Regions from separate parts of the Homo sapiens genome. Here region 1 is linked to region 2. Evidence: read pairs that join two places in POLR2A ChIA-PET (ENCODE). Cell type or tissue: PC-9. All regions are shown on one strand. Each heading gives the region's core, and the rest is flanking DNA. Links, peaks and the distances in the headings are about the cores only. Region 1 overlaps EPCAM-DT (EPCAM divergent transcript). Region 2 overlaps PRKCE (protein kinase C epsilon).

Evidence for each region. ChIA-PET counts read pairs that join two places held together with the same protein. Peaks named below come from ENCODE experiments on the same cell type or tissue, not always from the same donor. Only the 100,000 strongest peaks of a DNase experiment are listed, where the experiment ranks them.
Region 1: POLR2A ChIA-PET joins it to region 2 with 5 read pairs; 1 of 35 experiments calls an interaction of 5 or more read pairs at or near these places.

The regions. Positions count from the first base shown.
Region 1 is chr2:47,338,727-47,341,636 of GRCh38, reverse strand. All of the region lies in intron 1 of EPCAM-DT (EPCAM divergent transcript), which reads left to right. Among named protein-coding and RNA genes, the nearest start is that of BCYRN1, 4.9 kb to the right of the region's middle. RefSeq lists a silencer at 1,253-1,547. In PC-9, for the core only: no CTCF peak of the experiment used is centred there; a DNase peak (open chromatin) is centred at 1,526; H3K4me3 peaks cover 504 bases; H3K27ac peaks cover 2,033 bases.
Region 2 is chr2:46,152,190-46,155,099 of GRCh38, reverse strand. All of the region lies in intron 13 of PRKCE (protein kinase C epsilon), which reads right to left. Among named protein-coding and RNA genes, the nearest start is that of EPAS1, 140 kb to the left of the region's middle. In PC-9, for the core only: no CTCF peak of the experiment used is centred there; a DNase peak (open chromatin) is centred at 1,590.

The DNA of each region.
Region 1 (2,910 bases), core at 185-2,684, 1.2 Mb before region 2:
AATGCCTATAGACATCACCAAATGTCACTGTATGCCAAATTTCCCCCATTTGCAAACCACTGCATCATACAAATTTTTCTCCATGAAATGCTTCACACAGGGCTTCCATGAGGATTGGAATTCATTAGTCTAGTTCCAGAGCAAAACCAAGAAACTCAGTATTGGCCAGGTGCAGTGGCTCACACCTGTAATCTCAGCATTTTGGGAGGCCGAGGCGGGCGGATCACGAGGTCAGGAGATAGAGACCATCCTGGCCAACATGGTGAAACCCCGTCTCTACTAAAAACACAAAAATTAGCCAGGCGTGGTGGTGGGCGCCTGTAGTCCCAGCTACTCAGGAGGCTGAGGCAGGAGAATGGCGTGAACCCAGGAGGCGGAGCTTGCAGTGAGCCGAGATCACACCACTGCACTCCAGCTTGGGCGACTGAGCAAGACTGTCTCCAAAAAAAAAAAAAAAAAAAAAAATGAAACTCAGTATCACTTTCTGTTGAGTTTATAACAGTGCTTCTTCCCAATTCTACCTTCGACGTGGGTAAGTAGATTCCTACTCAGGGCCCCAGACCTTAAACAGACCTGCTCTAGGCTTGTTTAAGCCAAGTCTCTTCCCATGGAGGAGGGAGTCAACAGGGCGAAGAGAATATGTCCACTGGAGCCTGTTCCCTCTCTCCTAGACCATTCTGGGTGCTCGCAGGACATCAAAATTTCTTGCACAGAAGGGTCAAGTCTACCTACAGGGCATACACAGCTTTTTCGCAGGGTCACTTCTCCAGACTGGGCCATGACACTGGGGTGGCCCACGTGGGGTCATGGAGTGTCAATGTAGATGGAGCTTAGATGTGTGGCCTATGCTATTTTTGGCAACGTAAATGGAGCTTAGATATGTGGGCTGTACTATTGCCCCAGATCCTGCAAATGCAACACAAGGGCCTGCTCTCTCCTTCTTGAGCCACCAGCTCTCTTACAAGATGTCATTGAGATCGCTAGCAACTCCAAAGCCTCTGTGTACCTTCTCCACTTTCCTCAATCTCTACAGAAGGTGGTGATAAGCACTCACCCCAAGTGGAGAACCAGAAGGGAAAATAAGAGGTTCCGAGAGCCCAGAGAATTCCCCCTCAGAGCAAGCAGGGGCTAGACAGCTTTGTACCTCTCCACTGAGCAAAGAGCACTACCCCGTGATCAGTGAAACACTCTCCAGGAAAACACCAGCATTCCTGGTAGATTTGTTTTCCTTTGCTTGTCTCTAATCGACACACAAGACCTTCTCTGGGCTATGGATTCCACAGTCAGATATTTAGAGAGATGTCGCCACTGCCTTCTCCTCAGTGAAGCAGTCTGGCTGATGCTCCCCCAGGGGAAATGAATCACTCTCTTGATTTTGAACTTGCACAGCCTGTTACTCACACCTTGGCTAGTGACTGACCTGTTCCATCACACCTTCTGTAGAGGCGAATCCTATGAGCTCCCGTAAGGCAGCAGCACCTGACTCACCTGGCTTCCCCACTGGGCCTAGCACAGGGCTCACACACGGTGCAGCTGCTCAGGTGTTCCTCCCTAAATCAATTAACTTTAAAATTCCACCTGGTTGGGATCAAAGTCATTGAGATTTATGAGAAAAACCAGTCCAACCAGTCCCCACTTCATGATTTTCCCCTGTGGCTCTTAGATCCTGAATCTGGTTTATTTTGTCAACTTAATATCCTGCTATCAACACTCACTTTATACTTGGCCCATGCATGGGTAGGGGCGGAGCTTCTTTACATTCTAAAGACTGGGAGCATCAAAAAGAGGAAGTTTTAGAGATTGTATTAGTTCCCTAGGGCTGCTGTAACAAAATGCCACAGACAAGGTGGCTTAAAACAACAGAAATATGGCCGGGCATGGTGGCTCATGCCTGTAATCCTAGCAGTTTGGGAGGCTGAGGTGGGAGGATCACCTGAGGTCAGGAGTTCGAGACCAGCCTGACCAACATGGAGAAACCCCATCTCTACTGAAAATACGAAAAAATTAGCCGGGCATGGTGGCGGGCGCCTGTAATCCCAGCTACTTGGGAGGCTGAGGCAGGAGAATCGCTTGAACCTGGGAGGTGGAGATTGCGGTGAGCCAAAATCATGCCACTGCACTCCAGCCTGGGCAACAAGAGCAAAACTCCATCTCAGAAAAACAAAAAAACAAACAAAACCCAGAAATATATTCTCTCTGGTTCTGAAGGTCAGAAGTCCAAAATCTAGGTGTTGGGCAGGGCCTCACACTCTCTGAAGGCTCTCAGAGAGCCTTCCTTGCCTCTTTCTTACTTCTGGGCGTGTTCCTCAGCTTATAGATATCTATCATTGCATGGCATTTTCCCTGTGTGTCTTCTCTGTGTTCAAATGTCCTTTTTTTTTTTTTTTTTTTTCTTGAGATGGAGTCTTGCTCTGTCACCCAGGCTGGAGTGCAATGGTGCAATCTCGGCTAACTGCAATCTCTGTCTCCCGGGCTCCGGTGATTCTCCTGCCTCAGCCTCCCGAGTAGCTGGGACTACAGGTGCCTGCCACCATGCCCGGCTAATTTTTGTATTTTTAGTAGAGACAGGGTTTCACCATGTTGGCCAGGCTGGTCTTGAACTCCTGACCTCAGGTGATCCACTGGCCTTGGCCTCCCAAAGTGTTGGGATTACAGATGTGAGCCACCACACCTGGTACCGCACCCCCCCCTTTATAATAAGGACACCAGTCATTGGGTTAGGCTTTACCCTAACTCAGTATGACTTGATTACGTCTGCAAAGAGCCTATTTCCAAGTAAGCTGACTCTCTTGGGTATGGAGGTTAGGACTTGAACACGTCTTTTGAGGGAATACCCACTACAGAGATGAAAGCACTTAATTCCCGCAGCCTTTGGGGAAACTGTCTTGTGGCATGTGTGAGCCTAACCTC
Region 2 (2,910 bases), core at 250-2,749:
CCACCCAGTCCTGTTCACCTTCCACAGCTCCTGCTGGGCTCTTGCAGGCATTTAACTTTGAAATATGTGATAAAATGGAAAGAACAGAGAGCTAAGAGCTGTTTCTGTTTTTTATCAAACAGTTACATAGCTCCTACAATGTGCTTGGCACTGTTCTCAGCCCTTGGGACGCGTCTGAGAAATAAGCTGGAAAACGTTCCTGCCCTCACGAAGCTCAGTCTTGTGGAAGGAAATAGACAATAAACATAATACATAATATATATAGTGGGTTAGAAAGTGGAAACTGCTATCAGGTATCAACTGAGCAGGATAAAGGTGGATAGGGAAGGGGACAAGGTTTAGTTTTTTGTAAAAAAAAAAAAAAAAGCCTCACTGAGAAAATGCTACTGAGTCAACCTATGAAAATGTTGGCACTAAGAGGGCAGCAGGAGAAAGGGGTAGCAAAGGAGATGGAGAAGCAGCCGCCCAATGCCAGAGGAGACCCAGTCCCAGAGGGCGAGGACAAGGAGGACTTTAACACGGAGGGGCTTGGCTGAGCCAGTGAATGTGGCTGGGAGGCTCCAAGGCAGGGGTCCTGAAAGCTTCAAAGAGCCACAGGGGGCCGAGGAGAAATGCGGCGGCGGGCGGGGGGGTTGGGGGGGGTGGGGCGGGGTGGGGAGGGCCGTGAGGACATCAAGGCAGAGAAGTGCAACAGAAGTAATTTCCACGAGTAGCAAGAACCATTCTCGGAGTGAGAGGCCCAGCCCAGAACACACATTGAATTTGGAAAGTTGGATAAACTAGTATCCCTAAATAAGACTAGTACCCCCGAGGCCTCCTCACTGGCTTGGGGCAAGGGTGGAGGACTTTTGGAGGCTGGCAGGAGAGGCACCCTCCAGACCACGCTCTCCCCAGCAGCCAGAGCTACCTTCTAGGTGTACCAGCCAGGTCCCTCCCCTGTCTGGTCCTCCGAGGGTTAGCCCTGCACTGGGAATCGAATGGAAGCTCTCGTGGCATAAGAAGCCCTGCATACCCAGGCCGGGCGTGGAGGCTCACGCCTGTAATCCCAGCACTTTGTGAGGCTGAGGCGGGCGGATCACGAGGTCAGGAGATGGAGACCATCCTGGCTAACACGGTGAAACCCTGCCTCTACTAAAAATACAAAAATTAGCCAGGCATGGTGGTGGGCGCCTGTAATCCCAGCTACTCGGGAGGCTGAGGCAGGAGAATCTCTTGAACCCGGGAGGCGGAAGTTGCAGTGAGCAGAGATCGTGCCGCTGCACTCCAGCCTGGGTGACAGAGCGAGACTTGGTCTCAAAAAAAAAAAAAAAAAAAAAAAGAAGAAGAAGAAGAGGAAGAGGAGGAAGAAGAGGAAGAGGAGGACGAAGAAGAAGAAGCAGCCCTGCATACTCAGACACCGCCATCCCGTCACCCTCCTCGTGCCCACTCTCCCTGAGCTCCTTTTGGGTTGTCCACCCTGGCAGATGTTTTCTAGTCCAAGGCCTGTGCACTTGCTCTTCCTTCTGAACAGACGCCCTTTCCCCCAGTAGCCACCTGACTGAAACCTCGCCTTAGTGTCCCCTCATGGGACAGGCATTTCCAGACTCAAGAGCACCCCATGCAGCCTGTTGCTCCTCATTTCCTGAGCCTCTGCATGTGTCTTTTTGCACTTGTTACCATTTAGTACAATATACAGTCATTTGTCTGTTCATTTATTCACTAGTCTGTAAGCAGGGACTGTGTTGTTTGTATCACCAGCGCCTGGCATAGTGCCTGCCAATAAATATTTATAGAATAAATGAATAAATAGTCTTTACTAGATGCTCAATAAATATTTGTTTAATAAATGAATGCATGAATGAACATACTCTATTTGCCTCCTTCACTTCTCTTATCCCAATTGTGGCTACCTATTGATATATTTTTAATTTATTAAAAATAATAAATAATTCCACAGGATTGGAAACTTCACAAGGCAGAGACCAGGTCTCACCAATACTTATTCAGCATCTAGCACCATGCCTAGCATGTTGGAAGTGCTCAATAGATAGTAGTTCATTGAATGAATGAATGAAAGAGAGAGGGAGGAGAGTAAGGGCAGAGGGGAGAGAAGGAATGAGGTGAGGGAAAGAGGAAAGGAAGGAGGAAAAAAAAACTACAGAAAAGGGTAACATGTTCTGATGTGGAGTTTTCTAAAACATGGTACATGCACCCTCAGATACCTACAAAATGGTTTTAGATCTTTCAAAAATTTTTATACAATAATTTACATTAGGTAGGGTGTAGTGGCTCACACCTGTAATCCCAGCACTTTGGGAAGCCGAGGTGGGTGGATCATGAGGTCAGGAGTTCGGAACCAGCCTGGCCAACATGGCGAAACCCCATCTCTACTAAAAATACAAAAATTAGCTGAGCATGGTGGTGGGCGCCTGTAATCCTAGCTACTCGGGAGGCTGAGGCAGGAGAATCTCTTGAACCCGAGAGGCAGAGGTTGCAGTGAGCCGAGATCACGCCACTGCACTCCAGCCTGGGTAACAAAGCAACACTCCATCTTGAAAAAAAATTACATTAATTCATTATGGCAAGTGATACTGATTTTCTACCTACGATAATGGTATAAAATTTCTTTGTAAAATACAGGCTGGGCGCAGTGGCTCATGTCTGTAATCCCAGCACTTTGGGAGGCTGAGGTGGGCGGATCACCTGAGGTCAAGAGTTCAAGGCCAGCCTGGCCAACATGGTGAAATCTTGTCACTACTAAAAATACAAAAATTAGCCAGGCATGATGGCGGGTGCCTGTAATCCCAGCTACTCAGGAGGCTGAGGCAGGAGAATCACTTGAACCTGGGAGGAGGAGATTGCAGTGAGCCAAGATAGCACCATTGCACTCCAGCCTGGCCATTGCAGTGAGACTCTGTCTAAAAAAAAAAA